2 separate regions of the Mus musculus genome follow, and region 1 is linked to region 2. The links are chromatin loops, found by intact Hi-C in ENCODE. Cell type or tissue: left cerebral cortex. All regions are shown on one strand. Links, peaks and the distances in the headings refer to the core of each region. The heading gives the core; the rest is flanking DNA. Region 1 overlaps Matn1 (matrilin 1, cartilage matrix protein). Region 2 has its middle 34 kb from the start of Gm35634.

Region 1 (9,875 bases), core at 613-8,612, 420 kb after region 2:
AGCCGGGAAATTGAAGAGTGGGAGGAGATTGCCCTTTGAGCCTTACCTGTCACCAGGTGCTGTAGTGGGGCACACATCCATATCGTGTCACACTAACCCTCACGACATGGTCCCATTTTTCAGAGGAGAAAACTGAATGTCTGCTGGCATATGGTTTGCCCATCACCAGCTGTTTGGTGGCAAGGCCAAGGTTCTACTCAGACCTGTCCAGCTTTTGATGGTCCATGATCCTTAGTAACCACAGACAGGAGATGACCAGCAGCTGCTAGCCCCATCAGGCAGATGAATAGGAAAGAGGGGGTGGGGACGGAGAAACCGAGGCTCAAACCATGACACTGCCCTCCTGAGATGTGAGGATGGAGAAACTGAGGCTCGAACCATAACACTGCCCTCCTGAGATGTGAGGATGGAGAAACTGAGGCTCAAACCATAACACTGCCCTCCTGAGATGTGAGGATGGAGAAACTGAGGCTCAAACCATGACACTACCCTCCTGAGATGTGAGGATGGAGAAACTGAGGCTCAAACCATGACACTACCCTCCTGAGATGTGAGGATGGAGAAACTGAGGCTCAAACCATGACACTGCCCTCCTGAGATGTGTGGCCCGTCAGCCTCTGCTTTCTCATCTTTTACGTGAAGAATGCTAATCTACACACACACACACCAGATGGATGAGAGTTTAAATGGTTCCTGTGTGCCAGACATGTCACCATCCAGTGACAGGTGAGTCTGGAATAAAGGCTAATCAGGTCAGGACTTCCACCAGTACACATGCCTACTCAGAATCTCCTGGCTCTGTCATGACTCTTTCCCTCCCTCTATCTATCCATCTCCTCCTTCATCCCTTCATCTCTCCTCCCATTCACTGTCCCTGTATCCCTATCCATCTCTCCATCACTTCCTCCTTCTTTCAATCCTTCTATTAACCCCGTCGATTGAGGATAGAAAATGGAGGATGGAAAGATGGATGGATATGTGGACCAATGGAATAATAATGTATAGATGGGTGACTGGATGGAGAAAGAGAATCAGTAGGTGTTGACTGGATAGGGGACGAATGGATGGATGGTGGGCAGGAGGATGATGGACGAACAGATGGTAGTTAGATTTGATGGATGGAAAGATAGATGGATGAATGGATGGGGAATTGATGGTGAGTGGGTGGGTGGATGGATGGATGGATAGATAGATAGATAGATAGATAGATAGATAGATAGACAGGTAGATGACAGATAGATGGATAGTGGGTAAATGGTGAATGGTGGATAGGTGGATAAATGATGAGTGAGTGACACATGTGTAAATGAGTAGTTGGTTAGATAGTGGGTAAATGGTGAATGAGTGGGTGGTGTGTAGATAATGGGTGGATAGATGGATTGATGGACAGATGGATGAGTGGACAGACAGACAGACAGACAGACAGACAAATGGATGGTAGGTAGATGGTGAATGAGTGGGTGGTGAGTAGATGATGGGTAGATGGATAGATGGATGGATGGATGGATGGATGGATGGACAGACAGATGGACAGACAGGCAGACAGACAGATGGATGGATGGATTGTGGATAGATTACAGATGGATGAGTAGACAGTGAATGAAGAGATGAATGGTAGATGATGGATGAATAGGCAGATGAATAGACACATGGATGGACAGATAGATGAATAAATGGGTGAGGTGGATGGGTGGATGGATGGGTGGATGGATGGATGGATGGATGGACAGACAAATGGTGGGTAGATGGTGGTACTCAGAGCTGGTTCACAGACCCAGAGATTCCACCACATCCTCACCCACACCCACTCACCAACAGATCTTGACAGGAGGACAAACTCCTCCCATAGGCTAAAGGCCGCCCGCATCTTGGGAGCTGACCTATCCTTTCTGATTGTTCCTCACAGTCACATCCCTGTGCAGTGAGCCTTGTGGCCTCAGCCTACTGTGTCACCAACCCAGAAGATGAAAAGTGGACCCTGCACCCAGAGTGTGGGGTTCCGAGGGGTCCCGGTGGGGACTGCTCGGGCACACTCTGCAGAGAATGAGTACTGAGTCCCAAATCCCATCCTCAAAGGAAGCCGTGGGTGACCTCACCAGAGCAGGACAATAAGCTACCTCCACTGCCCCCAAGCTGCCTCCTGTCAAGCTCTGTCAGCACTCCACCTCCTCACATGCAACCCTTGCCACACCTACAAACTGCTACCACTGTCCCACGTGACAGAGAAGGAAACTGAGGCTCACGGAGGTAAAAGACTTGCCCAGGGCCTTTGGTCATAGACAGAACCAGGATGAATTCGGGTCACTTGTCTTGAGGAAGCACAGACATCTCCAGCGCACCCCCGCCCCAAGCTCTCTTCCCTGTTTCCCACCACCCAGCCCCCGTATACATCACTTTGTGGTCCCTTTAAACCTGAAATGGGCTCGTTTTCCAATTTGCCTCACCCTGAGCAGTAATGTCCATGAAATAAAGCCTTGATGTGCTAATTGCTTATGGGGTTTTTCTCTGATGCCCATTAAAATAAATACATGGCTGGTAAAATAGAAAAATAGGAAATGTTTGCCCATGCCTGACCCAGACTCCTTCTCCTATCCCTGGTGAGCAACCCACCTCCTGGGAGGAGGAAAGAGAAAATAAAAAACTGGGAGGGGTAAGGGACAGAGAAAACTGGGAGGAGGGAATGTGCCTGGGAGGAGGGAGAGCAGAGGAGATGAGGGAGGGGGGAGTACGTGGCAGGTAGGTAGGTTTGCCCTCTCCGGCCCAGCACAGCCCAGGTCAGCCAGGTTCCTCTTTTGCTTGGGAAGGCTCCATCTTTGCTGCTACTCCTGGCTTGGGTCAACTGAGCACAAGCCACATGAATTAAGGCCTCTTGGGGAAATGAGTAAGAATGGCCACAGTGGCCCCTGATAATGGGATGCAGGTACCTCAACACTTCAGCTCCTGGCAGTCAGAGCCCCTATTTGCATCACCCACAGGACAGAGATGGGGTAGAGTGTAGGGGGGGGGGAGACCTACTGTCCCCAGAATCCTGCCTAGAATTAACACAGGAAACCACGTGGAGTAGTCTAATACTGGAAAATGAGAAAATCCTGCAGGGTGGCCACCTCCCTCCTACAGCAGTGCCAGCATACAGGATAAGGAAGGAATGAAGCTATGAACAGTGAGGGGCCTGACTGGACATGGCCAAGCTGGAGCAGGCCCAGGGGCAGAGCCAGCAGGGATGGGACAACCAAACCAGGAAGCTGACAGGCATGGGTTCAAATACGGGAACCGCTACCGTGTTCCATCTCTCCCCACCCCCACCCACCTAGAGCCCCACTGACCCTCCTGTGAGACAGAGACGTCCCACTCAGAGGATCTCAGGAACAAATGAGATTAGCGTTTCCTAGAGCAACGCTCGGCGAGCAGAACAGCTATTCGTCAGTTTATGCCCGCTAATTATATTTATGGAAATGCATCATGAGCAGGCTGTTCTGTGACACTGAACATTATATTTATTTCTGTTGTATATCTGTCTGTGTTTCTATTACATTTATACTGTATATCATTGCACGTGGCTATATAAATCTAGTATATATTTTACTATATACTGTGTATTGTAAACTACTATAAATGGCCATTTATAAGCCACTTCCTGTTACTACTACGGAAGGGCCAGGAAACAAGGCGGGCAGGCGCCTCTGTCTCTCAGTCACACCAGGGACAGTGCTGTCTCACACCAGGACTTGGGGCTGAGATTTGTGATCCTTGAGACACTGCCTCTTGGACACCACCTCACCTCAGCATTTAGGGATAAATGTTAAATTTGCAGTGACGTGGGACAGACCCAGGGACATGGAGACACATCTGGCCTGGACCTGAGACACCTCTTAGAGCTTGGGAGAGATGGGAAGGAGAGGGCTGGATGCCTCTGAGGAGACCTGCGGCCACGGAGAGACTTCAGAAATAGCACTATCCCCTCAGGAACCTTAGGGAGTAAAGAGGTTAGGTGCGACAGGTGCCTTCAGTGTCAGGACAGAACTCAGCTGAAAGAGCTCTCGCTGAAGGGTCCTCCCTGGTCGGACAGCCCCATTCCTGAGCTGATGGCGCCACCTGGTGGCCAGATTCTCCATAGCAGCTCCAGACCCTGCAATCATAGGATCACATTTGTCTAGCTTCTTGCTGTGCAGTTTGGAGTCTGTTGTTTGACCTCTCTGAGCTGGGGGGAGGAGCTGGTGGGGAGAGACAACAGTGCTCACTGCACCCTGCAGGCTGTTTTACTTCTGTTACAGCGTCGTAGGTCTAGTTCCATCCCCAAACCCAAAGTTGATATGTTGGCAAGGATGACCTTGAACTTCAAATCCCCCTGCCTCCACCTCCCAAGTACTAGACTCCCACTCACTTGACATCACACTCGGAATGTATTCAGTGCTAGAGATGGACCCAGGGCTTCCTGTGCAGCTAGGCAAGCCTTTCACCAGCTACACTCTCTCCAGATCCAGGCCCCCGTCCTCTTTTGTGTTAATCTCACAGGCCTCTGGGACAGCCGTGGGACTGGGGTTCTGCGTGCCTCCTGTTTCATTTCAAAAGCTGTGGACCCAGGAGGGAACCATGTAATTAACAAGAGGTGACACACGAAGGAATCCTGCTCAAGGCCTGCCACCCTCCTCCCTGCCAAATCCTGTAACCAATTGCATTATGCAAACAAGACTCGGAAACCTGGTTAGCCTCGTGCTCCGGGGCCGGGAGATCCCACTGTTGCCCAAGGAAAGAAAGACGTTTTTTTTTTTTCTTTTTGCAAAATCCTGATTAGTTTAGTCCTGTGTGTCTATGTGAAATTCAGTTTAAAAAAAATTGTGGGAATAGATAGACCCTGGCTGCCTGGAAGTCGCTTGGGTTCCATGGTTCTGAGATTTGTTTATAGCCTTGGGTTAATCAAATCTGGATTGGAGAGAGGCAGGGAGAGACAAGGGGGGGCTGTTACCAAGACCTGAAGCAAACTTGGGGAGAAGAGAGATAAGTTAGTGCCAGGATTTAGAGCAGGAAAACCCACGAAGCTGATGCTTTACCCATTGGAACACAAGGTGAAAGGGCAGGTTCTAAAAAAACCACACAGGAAATGAACCACACAGGGTCCCCATCCCCACACATCAGGGACATCTGTGGCTTCTGCCCTCCAAGTGCCCTGCCTTGGCATGTGGTGACAGCCTCTCCTCCTCGTGGAACCATTGCCTAGCTCTTCCATCCTAAGACAACTTTTGTCTCTGACCCACACACACACTCACTTCTCCCTACTATACAAATGAACAGAGTCCCAGACCTGGCTGGCCAGCCAGAGCATGGAGTTCCTGATTACAGTGATAGCTCAAGGATAGGCAGAGTGCCCAGTCGGAGTCAACGAAGCCAACCCCTGTGAACTTGGATCTTGAAGGAGTTTCAAACCTACAGAGCCTTTGGCATCTTGGGGAGAGCCCTCCCCACGCAGGAAGTGTCCAATCAGAATGGAGACCAGAGCCAAAGGCAAAGAAAGATGGGGCCCAATAACATCGCTGAACATAGGGCCTTCAGGCATAGACCCCCTCAGATACTTTCTTAGCTAAAATTCTTGTCATCAGCAATCCAGAGCACTGATCATCTGTCCCAACCTCCAGGGCCTGAGATGGACTCCTGAGAAACTGGCCAGCTGCCTCCCCCATCTGCTTCCCAAAGTCTTCTGCTGCAAAAATTCTTCCTCCTGGAGCAGCCTACTGCAAGCACACACACACACATGCACACACACACACACACACACGCACACGCACACGCACACGCACACTCATAAGCACTCCATTTGTTGGGTCTGGGGGCAGTTATGGTCTCACACCAAGCGAAGCTCTTGCCTCATGCCTCTCCTGACCTTTGCTCTCTGGCCCCTCCTGGCACTGGACCTTGTCAGTTTCCCTGACTGTGTGCCCTCTACCCTGCTGTCTGCTTACTGGGGTCCTCACTCCCTGTGAACAACCTGGTCCTCCGGCATGGGGGAGGGGCACGGGGGAACAGCTGCTCTTCAAAGAACAGCCTAGTCCAGCTGTGAACCTGCTCCTAAGAATTAGGGTGACCCTTAAGTCTGCTGAGCCCATCCTGTGTGCTGAGGGGTGATGTGCCTTGTTCCTGCATCAGTGCTGGGTAAACTAGAACTCCCCACTTCTGAACTCACCTGGATGAGTCCCGTACGACCCCAGAATAAGGACATAAATTCTGCCTCCCTGGGGTGGTGGGACAGCTTGTGAGTGGCTTCCCTGCTCTCCCTGCAATCAAAGGTCCAAGCCTAGCCCAGGGGTCTCAATGCTTTCTGCCAACAGCCTTGCCTGGGATCCGGCAGGACAGCGGGTCCAGCTTCAAAGTCACCGTCCTTCCCTAGACGTGGATACTGGATCCCGTCCACCTCCAACTGCATCTCTTGTTTAAGGGAGGCGTACCAAGTCACACTTGTACAAGAGGGACCTGGCAACGTCTCTTGTAGGAAGCCGCCCTCACATTCGCCGTTGCAAGATGGCGCTGACATCCTGTGTTCTAAGTGGTAAACAAATAATCTGCGCATGTGCCAAAGCGAACGCGTGTAAGAGTCTCTCCCTCACCTAAAAGTCCTGACGGCTTCTGACCACCCTCTGGATTAAACCCAAAATTCAAGACCAGTTCAAGGCAACCAGTACACAGTCTCTCAAGCCCCTCCTGGGCCCTGGCTTCCCGCTGGCCCTGTGGAGCTTACTCCAGCCTGCTATCCCACCCCAGGACTTTCCACATGCTTGTCCCTGCCTCTGCTTATTCTTCTCACCTTCCCTGCCTATGTCAATGCTGAGCCCGGATGCCTTCACCATCTCAGCCCCAGGCTTCCCCGGACACGGGAGCCTCCGACCCCTGCCACAGCCTGCTCTCCTCTCCAATCCTGGCTAGCATCTCCACATGGTTCTTTCTCATGCCTGTGGCCCTTCCCCAGCACCGTAAGTGAAAAATATCAGAGGCCACGGGGCATTTTCCATCTTATCCCAAGCACCCAGTGTGCATGCTGCCTTCCGCGTGGCTTCACTAATGTGAAATGCGTGCATGAATGAGCCTGGCAATACGGGAGAGCTGCTTTATGAACCGGGCTCCTCTGCTCTCCTTCCACCAAGCCCCACCCTCTCCCTCAGGTGCCTCAGACCCTGGGTCCTCAAAGGGCTTTGCCTGGCTGCCAAGGCTCTTCAACCCTCTCCTTATAAACCTATATGTGTCCAGCAGGTCCTACCCAAGATTACCCAGCCCTTGCCTCTCTGGAAGCCCTGGGCCTGGGTATCTTGTGAGAGGACGCAGGGCCCCAGCGAATAGCCAAGGATGCTGGAAGGAGATTCACACCCTGGGATCCTAAACCCTCTACCCGTGCCTCCCTGGGAGACACTTCCTGGATACTCAGGGCCTGGTGGCCTCTCTAACGGGCAGTGCCCACGGGTACTTCTCTACTTGTTTGCTTCAGTTTAGGGCTCTTTAAAGGGGCCTTGAGCATCTCTCCATTTCACCGAGGAGGGCCCAAGACCCATAATTGGTCCAGGATCACACAACATTGGCAAAGTGAGGCTCTTCCTTTCGGCTTCATTCTCCCCACAGCTGGCCTGGGTCCGCTACATTTGTTGAATGACTGAGTTGTGGAGACAGCCACTGTCCCAAAAGACTCCATACTCGATTCTCCTTGATACCTGAGCCCTGGGATCAGCAGGGTGGCGCAGCAAGGAACATAGACAAGGCTATCCTAGAGAAACTGCAGCTTCCAAACCCTGCCATCCACTCTCCAGAAGCCCTGAGCACAGGCATCGTGTGAAAAGCCAGAGGGCTCTGCTGGCAAGTCCCCCAACACAAGGGCACTGTGTTTCCCATAAGGAACAGACACTGGGCAAGCCAAAGTGCACATGCAGGGGTAGTCTCCTGGCCCATACGAGAGGCCCCAGAAGTCCAGCCTGTACAGGCCAGTCAGTCACAGAGGCCCAGGGGAGTTGCTGAGGCTGGAGAATGTCCCTCTACGTTGTTGTTAGGCCAGGCTACAGGGCTCGGATTTCCTTTCCACGGCTGAGAACAGGCCTTATCAAGTCACCAGGTAGGGGAGAGGTACAGAAGCCAGGATCTGGGAGCCAGAGGAGGGGGAGCTTCCACCCCCAGGTCAGTGAAGAAAGGACTGGAGCTCAGAGCGCTGCTGGCTGACCCCAGGAAAGCAGCCATGGGACAGGGATCAGGCATGTGTGTCTATACTGGGTTGCTATTATAATTGTGGGACACACAAGAAGATGGAGTTTCCAAAGAAGCAGACAACACAAAGAGATCCAGGCCGACCCAGGCTCGGCGGACCTCCCCATCAGCCCGACTTGGAATGCACCCACCCCAGGGTTCCCAGATACCCTGGAGAGACACAGACCTTGGCACCTAAAGCCAGACTCCTCTCCAGCTAGGTCCAGGCGTTGACGTGAAGACTCTGTAAAGACACCAAGTCCCTCTCAAGGCCACCATCCCTGTCCTGCCTTATATGGAGTCTGGGTACACACTTAATACCTGAGAAATGAATGCCTGAGCAGATGATTCTTAACTGGTACCTCCACCCACCCCCGAAAAAACACATTCTTTTGCTGTCCCCAAGTCCTGATGCAAGGACCAACTCACAGACGGGGATTTCGCCACCGCTCAGCCTTCCCATTCCTAACCTGGGGGCACTGGGTGAGCCTTCTCGGTTGGTTACTGGGAGTGCTGACTGAGGACACAGGGATGAACCTGAGGCTCTGCAGGCAGGGCATGAGGTCTTGGTGTGGCTACTGTCACCTTCATCAGCAACACATCACTGTCCCCACAGCCACTCCATCACAGCATCCCCGTGTGTGAACCCACATCTGCATCTTCCTTCCTCCCGGTCCCCAGTCACCACCACTAATTCCATCCAGGGTGTACAGCGAACCACATTTAATTGTTTTTATTTTTTTCTCAAGAAACAAACAAAAAAAAAATCTCTCAGAGTAAAGAACTGACTGGGTAAAGAATTAACTGGAGGAAAAAAAAAACAGGAATATATTAAGCTTTAGGTTGGAAAAATAACGAACGCAGTCGCTCACACACCTCTTCCCTGCGTTCTCACCTGTGCACACACCCTTGCTCTGAAACACACATGATCACCATCAGGCACACACATGCTCACAGGCACCATCATAACACACTCCCAGCAGACACAAGCATGTGTCCCCTCCTGCTCCCAGCCCCAGGACAGCTGGGGAGACCTGCAGCCGTCCTCCGCAGGTTCCCTTGCTAAAGCAGCAAAACCAGACTAACTCCAGCTACAGGGGGCATTCCCAGGACACTAAGAACTGTGCATTGGGTGGGAAGTGGCCAGGCCACCAGAGTTCTTAGATGATTCTGTTCTCCAGGACAGCCAGCCGCCCGCTCACAGCTTCCAGTAGACATGGAGTTAAGGGCGGGTGCACGCGGCCAGGACTGAGAGTGATGGTTTCCAGTTTTCTCCCAGGAGCCAAATCCATGACTTTCCCTCCCTCCACCTCCACCAAAAGTACTCAGCTATGATCATTTTCAGGCTTAGTCCTGGGGAATCCCTACTATGTGCTGTCTGAGACTGGGATCACAGGCCTGATAGGGCACAGTCCAAGAGCTGGGGTTCACCATGCCACCAGGCGCCTGACAAATGATCCTATAAGCTCCATATTTGGGGGCAGGCGGGGACACGTCCAGAACTCTATGTGTCCCATCTGTAGAACTTGGCTTCTGCCTCAGTTTCTCCGCCATACAGGAGCCTCTGAGTTTGACAAGGTCTATCACCGGGCAGGTACCAGTCTATCTAGCCAGAATCCAGGCCTTAGCAGGAGGAGGCTGCCCCAAGCTTTAGGCAACACCTA
Region 2 (9,875 bases), core at 531-8,530:
GAAGTGGAAGGCCACGCTGGGGTCAGGTTTCCCCAAGCCTGCCCACTCATGGCTTCACTGTCCACTGTCTACTGTACATCATCTATGAGTTGAGTGTCCCTATTGATGTCCCCATATTGATGTTGTCAGCTGCAGAGGTGGCTGTGGTGGGAACAGGCTACATTCTCTGACTGGAAGGTCAAGTCTCCCTCTGGCTCTAGTGACTTAGAGAGGACACATGATCTCAGCTTTGACTTACTGTTTGTAGCCCTGGGAGCTTATTAGGAAGCTTGCCAAGGCCTCTCCCCATATCTTGCTCTCCGTAGCTCCTATTGATCTAGTCTTCACCTCTTCAGAGGCACCTCTCTATTCAGCTACCTGTGACCCTCACACTGGTCACTAACAGGGGGGCAGGATCCCCCAAAGGATGCAAATTTAAAGAATTCAGCTACATCCCATTCTGTTCCCCTGCACCATCCAACTTAGAGTCCACCCATCCCCATCAGACCAGAAGGGTTCACTCAGACAGAGCCAGGGCCACACCCACATAAGCCTGTGACTGTGCAGAACTTGTCTGGACATCAAGGCACTTGGACTTGTAACCCCAAGCCTGTCAGAAATTTGCTTGTGACCTTGGTCAAGTCGTTTATTTTTCCTGGGCTGGTGGATGCCATGCAGGAGGAGCTGGGTGGACAAGTGAGCTCCCTGGAGACAGCTCACCATCTTGTTCTGCTGCCATGGGTGTCCTCTGGTAAGAAACAGAACCAGAGACTTCATCCAAGGATCGCTTCTGGCTATTGGTGTCCTTCCTCATGTTGATCATTGCCATATTCCTCATTTATGTGGCTTGGTGTGAGTGGACACCAGGAGAACCCTCACTGCCTATAGCTGCTGTGATCACTTCCTGGATGACAGCCACCCTACTGGACAAATGTCCTGCAGATCAACATGAAGATGAACTTTCACAAATTAATGCTGTTTACATGAATTAATGACTATAGAAATGATTCAAATACTTTTAAGAAGAAAGTTTAAGGAGGTGGTTTTAGTTGTTTTGTCAGAAAGATGTAATAAAACTAGAGTCAAGAATAGAATGTGCCCCCTCCTAGAATAGAATAGTAAGTAAGGGCTGCATAGTAAAAAATACAGTGAGCTTTCGTATATTGCACTAAGAAGAGAAATGGGCTTTGGACAGATTTGTGATCAAGGAAAACCATTCATCCTAGGCCAGGTCCAAGGATGAAGCCACAGGTGTGCACTATAATAAAGCAAGGCCATGGGGAACTGTTGCTTTGAACTTATAATGAGCTTGTAGAACAAAGCACTGCTTTGAACTGACTATTGACATCTTTCTGTAACTCCCCTTTTGTGTAATGTTTTGTGTAATGTTTTGTCTGTGAGGTAATTATATGAAGAATTTCTAAGAAGGTATAAAAAGGCTGAAAGAAAAAAAATAAAGAGTCTATATGCCTATATGTCTGTCTATATGTGTGTGCATACATACATATGTGTATATGTATATAAGTATTGTTGCGCACTTGTGAAATTGATGAAAAAGGTAGTTGGACCTGGAGCGCATATACACACGTGTGTGTGTGTGCTCCTGTGTGTGTGTGTGTGTGTGTGTGTGTGCACTACCTTCTCTCTATCCTTTTCTTTCTGAGCAGCCTCTTAAGAGTTAAGCGCTCAGAGTTTGTCACCAGGCATTCTTGCCAGCCCCAGATAATTAAGTTTTGTTCCATCAGCAGTGCTGACCCTGTAAATCACCCTCTGCTGTCAACAGTCAGGGGGTGGGAGAGTGGCATCGGCTGCTATAGCACCAACCCCAGTCACAGATGCCATAACCCCCTGCTTTCCCCAGCTCCCGGGATGTCAGAGCAGGCTTTCAGCACTGGGTCTCAGTTTCCTCCTCTGGAGAAGGAAGGGCTCCTTTTAACTCCATGGTGGATGGCTTCAGAGTAACAAGTCAAAAATATCCTGATCACATACTATGCTCAGGGTGTGAGCTCTATGCTATATACAAAACAACTATTATTTTTCTGAGTTACAGACAAATGGTGGTTAATAAAGGTGAGATGACACATCACGATCACAGAGCTAATTAACATCAGCACAGGCTCTTCTGTGCTTTACTGGACTCTACTAACTTCTAAGCCTGCCCTTAGACACAAGAGTCTCCCACCCAAAAGAACACAGGGCCTGACTACAGTGCTTGGGGTCAACATGGCTCTGACTATAGATGTACTGTGCCGGCAAGTCCAGTAGTCGCCCCAGCTGCTTCCCTGTATTGGGGTCTTTAGGGTCCCTCACCAGTTTCTCTGCCCTGTGGTCAGTAGATAGACTTCAAGAAGCATTATGGGTCTTTGGGCTGATGTGTCCCTGTGAAGCACGTACCTGCTGTCGCTCAGAGGGCCATCCATCATCCGCAGAGAAGAGGCTTCTGGAAAAGGCTAGCCAGAACAGTTTTCTAGGGAAAGCCACCCCTTGCACTCATACCTGTTGCCCCATTCCTCGACCTTGGCCTCCCAGCTGAGACCTGGATACCCAAGCCTTTTACTGCCTCTCTCTGGTCAGAGCTGGCAGGAGGAGGGAAGCCAGCAGCAGAATGTGTTTTAGGGCCGCCAGTTGTGACCAAATTCCATCTGGGAACACCTATTGGTGTGCACCAATGGCTGACTAGGTGCCCTGTCTCTGGCTATTCCACCCAGGCCTGGAGATCGAAAACACTCTCTTTAACTAGTGCTAGAACCTATAGGCACAGTAGCCCCGGAGATGGTACTCTGACCCACAGAGTGAAGGTAGTAAGATTGCTCTAATGCTTTCTGACCCCAACCCCTGCACATTTACTGTGAGACTGCTAGTGAGTTTCTGTACCTCTCTGAGACTTAATTTTTCTGATGTGACATAAGACACTGTAGATACTCATGCTGGGTACTTCGTATGCTTAGGACTGCTGCTCACAGTATTTGTCATGCTGAGTCTACTTGCTTTTACTGTAAGAAGCTATCAGAAAATAGACCATCAACTTAATAACAGCTTTTGGGGATGGGGTGGGGGTGGTGGGAGAAGAAAGAAAACAAGAGAAAGATGAGATTAAATGTCTAGGTCAATCAAAAGGTACATCTTACTGTAGAATGTTAAAGCATGTCTCGGAATTGAAAATTATAATATTGCTACGAAAAGCTGCCCTGGGCTTCAGCTGCCTGGGGCCCCTCCCTTACAGCACTGAAGCTGCTTTGCTGGGTGACTGGATTAGCATTGACTCTGATGTGAGCTGAGGGCTGGCCCTGGAGAGTGCCTCCTCCTCAGGCTACTAGGCCCTGTGAACAGTGAGCAGGTGCAGTCACTTGCTCCCCAGCCTTCTAGACCTGGACCTGGCATGAGAACACAGAGTTCCTTCCCCCTAGCCCTGTGCTAAGTTTAGTGCGCCTCATTTCTTGCCTTGCCGGATCCCCCAGGCACAGTTTCTGAAATACACCTAGCAGATGGTATTCCCTTCTTTTCAGGAGCATCCTGGGTGTCTTTGGAGGAGCAGGGAGGAGAGGAAGAGGTAGAGAAAGAGGAGAAGGAGGAGGGAGAAGAGGTGGAGGAGGAGGAGGAGGAGGAGGAGGAGGAGGAGGAGGAGGAGGAGGAGGAGGAGGAGGAGGCAGGACAAGAGAGAGCTGGGATCAGAACAGTTGGGCCTGTTACACCCATGTGCTCCTAGTTACCTTTAAACGGGATTAAATCATACTTGATTCCCTTAACCTCCATTTGGATCTTTTCTCAGAGAAGCAAGTTGACATTGCAGGAGGGAAAAGAAGGACCACGTGGGAAAGATGCTGCAGCCCGAAGCCGTGGAGGGTAGAGACTCTCTATCCACCATACTACCTTAAACCTAGAGAGCCAGATCAGCCAGTGATGGTCAGGTGAGCCAGGCACAGGTGGGCAGGGGGCCCGGCAGGAAGGTCAATGGCAGAGGTCAGGTTGGCCCTCTGGAGCAGAGGTTTGCAATGGGAGCTTTGGTAGCTAATAAGGTTTCAAATTCAGGGGCTCCCCCAGAACCTGTCTGTGCTAAGCCCACTGGTGGGCTAGTTTCTTTTTCATGTGGGCTTCTGGTCATCTTGCTACTGAGACCCTCTCTTCAACCACTCTATGTTGGCAAATTCTTGCCTTGGCCTTGGCTCCTGGCCTCCCTGCCTTCTTGGTTCCCTTCCTGGTCTTGTGATCCTATGTTTACCCCCACTCTCTGGGCATCCCTTTCTATCCTTTTGGTTTCTGTTCCTTTGTTTTCTGCTGATCTTTCTGTCTCTCTGATGATGTCTTCTACCCTGTCCTTGACCACTAAACAGCTCTTGGGTTGAGTGCAGTGGCCGTCAATCTTCAGACACTGTAAGTAACAGACAGGCAACAGGCCCTGGGCACTAGCAGCAAGCAAGAGTGGAATATTGTTAAAAGATAAATTCCACTCTTGGCCATTTTTTAAGATTAATGCAAGGCCTTAGAGACAGACTCCAGGCAAGCTCCTGTAGACACAGTGTCAGAAGAAAAGAGTTATTGCATGTCCTGGCTCCAGGCCACCCATTGGCCCTGGTACAGTTATTCTCTCTGTTGTACACTTGCACATTGTTGCTGATGGCTGCAGCAGCACCTGGGCTGTCACATGGTGGCAAGCCTGTGGCCAAGAGCATTTCTCTACTTTAGGATCATCGTCTAACATTCTATTCTCAGACGCATCCTTCCCTGTCTTCAGCCCTGGCTCCCTTTGCCCTGACCTCCCTGTGATCCAGTATTCCTGAATTCTCAGCACACTGCAGACACCAGTGACTGCAGATGCTCAGTGACAGCCTTTGATTTTTGTCTTGCATATAGCCATGAATTTGTGGTGGTCCAAATGAGAAAAAGTCCCCCAAAGGCTCGGGCATTTAAATGCTTGGTCCCCAGTAGGTGGCGCTGTTTGAGAAGGTTTAGAAGGCAAAGTCTTGCTGGAGGAAATGTGGGTGGGGAGGGGGCACCTCACTTTTCCTCCAGCCCACCCTTACTGCTTTGTGCTGTTGTTAAAGATGTGATCTCTCAGCTTCCTGCTCCTGCTGCCATGCCACGAAGAAGTTGCTCTGGGTCATGGTGTTTTATCACAGTGACGGAACAGTAACTAACATGGCCTCTGCGTGGGCCTTTCCTTAAGGAATGCACTTGCCATTCCTAAGAGCCCCTGTACAGATCTATTCAGGTCCTGCAGGGACTCACTGGCATCATCTTAGTGAAACCAGGCTCTCATAACTAACTGTGACACGGCACATGGGATGTTCTCCCTGTGCGCTCTCAGGATGACGTCACACAGTAAGTGATGAGCTCAAGGAGAAAGAAGAGGGACTTGGAAGTAGACACACCTGCTTCAGATTCTGGTAGTTTTATTCGCCGGTCACATGATCTTGGGTGACTCTCTCAAACCACTCATTTCTCTACAGTGAAGACCTTACATGGTCATACCTGGTCACTATGAGCTTGTTTCAACATCTGTGACAAGTCTCCATGCATCGGGGCCCATCTTCTCTGTGGCATTTCTTCTGCTGTGCTTGAATAGTCTCTGTCTGATGTGCTCACATCTGGAGAGGGGTCTTCCTGGCTTGAAGCAGCAGCAGCAAGTGCAGTCTGGTGCATCGGACTGAACATGGTGGACTCTTCAAATGGCGACTCTGCTACATCCTCGTGCCCCCAAGTTCAGGGCTCTTCCCTCTTTGGTCTTTTGTGCACTGGGTTCGATTCTCATCCCCCATATCACAAATGAATGAATGAATGAATGAATGAATGAATTAGTGAACAAATGATTTTTAGATAACTGGTTTAGTCTCTTATGTTTCCTTTGAATCAACATGTGTTTTATTAGCTTAAATTTATACCTTTTGGGTGTGATGGGAATGAGCAGTTTTACAAAAAAGAAAACCACATAGACACATGCACAGGTACACACACACACACACACACACACACACACACTTTTCCCGTTTGTTGCTGATATGGGCACCGTGACCACAGAGCACCTTTGGGCCCAGATTTTTTTGTAAGTGGTACTTTATTGCAGTGCCCAGCATTCTCCAGTAGAAACAGTGAGAGCAAAGTTATAACCCGTCTTTTATTAATATCTTTGAGACCTAGGGAACATTCTTGTCCTATTAGGACTCTGAAGAGCATCCAAAGAAAGCATATAGTGCCTGTTGGGCTGCCATGGTTACCCGTGTTCAGCTTCCCAAAATGAGAGGCAACACTAAACAGGACATGTTTCTCAGCCAAGTCTGGGAGGTACCAGGCTTTCCTCCTCTGCGGAGTGTCTGTCTGTAGACTATGACACCATGGTCTGGGACAGAAATAGCCAAAGACTTATCTGTGTCAACTGAATCTAGTGGAGCTCCTAAAGGTACTCATAGCTGAGCCTGGGGGGTAAAAGAGTCATAAGTTCAAAGCCAGTCTGGATAACACAATGAGACCCTGTCTCAAAATAGAAATTAAAAGAGATATAGCTAGTGTTAGATAGAGATGAGACAGAGATAGAGATAGAGATAGAGATAGAGATAGAGATAGAGATAGAGATAGAGATAGAGATGATACAGAGACAGCCATAGAGACATAGCTCAAGGGCAGAGCACCTACCTAACTTGCTCAAAGCCCCGGGTTTGAGTCCCCATACCACAAAAAGGAAGGAAGGAAGGAACAAATGATTTTTTTTTAGATTGTCATTTTCTTCTGAAGTCCCTGCCCATGAACTCTGTACTGTCACCAAGCCCTTTGACGGAGGGTGAGGCACTCACTCACAAGAAGCGGAATATTTCTAACCTCGGGTCCAAGTCAGCGGGGTTTGAAGCTCAACAGTACACAGGAGCTGAGGTCCGGCGGGGCTCATCTTATCTCTGCAGGCCACTGCAGCGCAGGCCAGCTGTTCAGGACCCTGAGCAGGAGCCACTGAAAGCGAGGCCGAGCCCAGGCTGCGTGGTGGGGAAGAGTGGGAATTTTATCTCTCGCTGTCCTTTTCTGTTTTGATCTGAGTGACTTCCGAACTGGGATTTCTGTTTCCCTGGGGTTGATTCTGCGCATGCGCACTCCTTTTCCTTAACCCCTTGCCTTACTTGGCTCCTAAGAAGCACCAGCTCGCCGTTCATCTCTTGATTCCACATTTCTTATCAGTAACTGTTTATTGAGAGTTTCAACTTTGATTCTAACCATCTCCCCCGCCCCCCAGATCTAACATACACCACCAAAACATACACACATTCTGGGGATTAAACCCAGGGCTTTGCAAGTGGCCCCACCACTGAACCCTAGCCCCAGCGTGAGATTTCATTTTGCTGGGAGTTCTGACATTTCTCTAGTTCCTGGAACTGATCCCCAGTCTACCACCACCAAGCCTGGTTCCAGCCATGAAGGCCTGCTCCACCTGCCTCTGGTGTGTTTGGTGCTGATTCCTGCAGGGCCGATCCTGGCCTCTTTGGGGGAGGAGTTTCTGTCCTGTGCAGGCCCCCAACCTAACTATCCCACCATTCTCATTGGAGCTTGTTGGGACTCATTCACTCTCAAACATCTATCCCGAGTTGCAGATATCGGTTAGTGAAATCTCTGGTTCCCTGGGTCTTCTCCCAGCTTTGGGGCAAGCAAGGATCTCTTTCTGGCATGCATGAAGGGCAAGGCAGGGTCAGGGGAGTGGGTCAGGCCTAGAACCTCACAATCAAAACCAGGAAAGGAGACCAAAGAAGGGTCTAAGCGGGGCAGCAGGCAGTTTGTCCTTGAATGACCTTGAGTTCTCCCTGCCCCTTCCACGGGCCAGCACTCTTCAAACATTGTTGATGCTTTTCGCCTTTCCCTCTTTGTCACTCTATCTGGATGATCCAATGCCCCCCCCCACCCCCGCGCTCCTGGTCCACCTGTAGTCTGCTGTCTGCAGAGCAGTCCGTGACCTCTCTCCCCACAGAACTCGCTACAGGGAGAGATCAGTTTCCACGCAGCTTTAGCTGTGGGAGCCACTGTTCTCTAGAGTCCTTCTAGAGCCCTTGGAGGGTCCGTAGCACCACTCATGGGTTAGTAAGTTAGCAAGACTTGTGTATTGGAAGATGAACTGGGGTCTGTGTCTGCCCAAGCAACTTTAAAGCTCACATCTACTACATCAACACACACGCGCGCACGCGCACACAAACACACACACACACACACACACACACACACACACACACACACACACACACACACACACACGATGTGGATGAAGTCCTTGATAGATATTTCCCCAGGTTTGACAGCAGTTCTAAAGATTTAGGAGACATTATCAAAAACAAATTTCGAAGATGAAAATAAAGCATTTCTAAACCATCAATAATAAAAAATCAATTTCCATCAAACTCTGCTCCAGGCAAGCCTGAGCGATCTCCTACCCTCTCTACAGAAAGTGCGGTTACAAAGTCACTGCCACAGAGGACGTAATCCATGGAGAGGGGACCCAGGCGTTGGGACAAAGTACTAAAGGGAGTGTGCATGGACTCGATTGTGTGGCAGCCCTGGCACTTTTCAGCTTTTGAAGTCTATAATTTCCCGTGATTTCCTTTTCCATTCTAAGTACATGTCAAATTGGACAGCTGACTTAGTTTCTAACTCTGGGTTCTACTTATCTAAAGAGATTGCTCCAAATTAATTGTTTCACATTTTACTGACTGGAGTGTCTGCCACCTTCTGAGGCTTCCTTTAGAATCACCTGGCCCCTGCTCCTCCCCACTCCCGCCCCCCCCTCCCAGTCTCACTCAGCCCTTCCTCTGTTCTTTTCTTCACCCCTCCACTCTCTCCTGGCTGCAGACTCTGGTCCTCTGCCTGCTCTGTTGTTCTTCCTGAGTGGACTGGCACCCCCTTAGCCCTCCCCTCCTTTTCCCTTCTGGTTACCTGGGACTGAACTTCAGGCTAGCTCCTCTGGGAATCCCTGTGAGCACACGCTACGTGCAGTGGCGATCTCTGTGCCCGGCTCACCTGCATTCTGTGCTACTGGCCTCCCTCTGCTCACCGCCACTGCCCTCCCCAGAACATTAGCCAGGGACCTTTCGAAGGACTGCCCTCTCCCTTCACATGAGCCCCCGGGAGGGCAAGGTCATGTCCGTCTGTCTCTCTTGTGGCCCCAGCACACAGAAGAACATCTGGTTCACAGTAAACACCCCCATGAGTAATTGTTGAATTAATAAACCGTTGTTATCGAGTCAGAGTCTTCTGGAAGAAGCGTTGGCAGTCTGCCTCTGGAGCATTGAAAGGCACAAGCTTTTTGACCCATGACCTTTCGTAAGGAATCCCAAGACGCTATCAGAAAGACCCATGGAAGGGGAAATTAACCTCCTGGTAAAAACTGCAGGAATCTTTCACCTCCCTGCTTCATCTTGGCTTCTCCAGGAAGCTGCAGGGTGACCCCAAGCAAACTCTTGATTGATTATTTTCTCCGGGTGACCCCAAGCAAGCTTGTGATTGACTGTCTTCTAATTGCTATGATAAACTACCCGAGGGAAACAAGAGGGGAAAGGTTTGTTTTGGGTCACCATAGGAGAAGGATTTCAGATCACAGCTTAGGGAAGGGACAGCCGTAGAGGTGGTGGCTCCCTCTGCATTGGTTGGGAAGTGGGCACACAGTGGCAGACACAGAATGGAGAAACGGATGCACCCAGATACAGAACAACCTACAAAGATCACCCTAGTAACAGACTCCAGCCGCCTCCTGAGGACCCTTAAGCCTTCTGCAGCCCCTCCTATGTAGGGAAGAACCGTGTGGCTTCTTGATGTGCCCTGGCAGGCCTGTGGCCGATTTGTGTTTGGAGCCACCAAAGCCAGGTACTCGAGTTGCTCATTCTCAGTACTGGTGCAGTGGTGGTGGTCTTCTGGCTATACTCACATCTCATAAGGAC

The links. Hi-C counts contacts between places; a loop is a spot of excess contacts. Peaks named below come from ENCODE experiments on the same cell type or tissue, not always from the same donor. Only the 100,000 strongest peaks of a DNase experiment are listed, where the experiment ranks them.
Region 1: a loop joins it to region 2, with 5 times the contacts of the local background. A loop is called at or near these places in 8 of 42 quality-filtered maps.

The regions. Positions count from the first base shown.
Region 1 is chr4:130,954,513-130,964,387 of GRCm38, reverse strand. Matn1 (matrilin 1, cartilage matrix protein) reads right to left here. Exons shown (of 8, transcript NM_010769.2): 8 at 8,912-9,421. The coding sequence ends at 9,372. Among named protein-coding and RNA genes, the nearest start is that of Matn1, 15 kb to the right of the region's middle. In left cerebral cortex, for the core only: a CTCF peak has its summit at 4,084 (motif pointing left); a DNase peak (open chromatin) is centred at 4,092.
Region 2 is chr4:131,369,755-131,379,629 of GRCm38, reverse strand. No RefSeq gene overlaps it. Among named protein-coding and RNA genes, the nearest start is that of Gm35634, 34 kb to the left of the region's middle. In left cerebral cortex, for the core only: a CTCF peak has its summit at 4,895 (motif pointing right); DNase peaks (open chromatin) are centred at 3,371, 4,969 and 6,259; H3K27ac peaks cover 485 bases.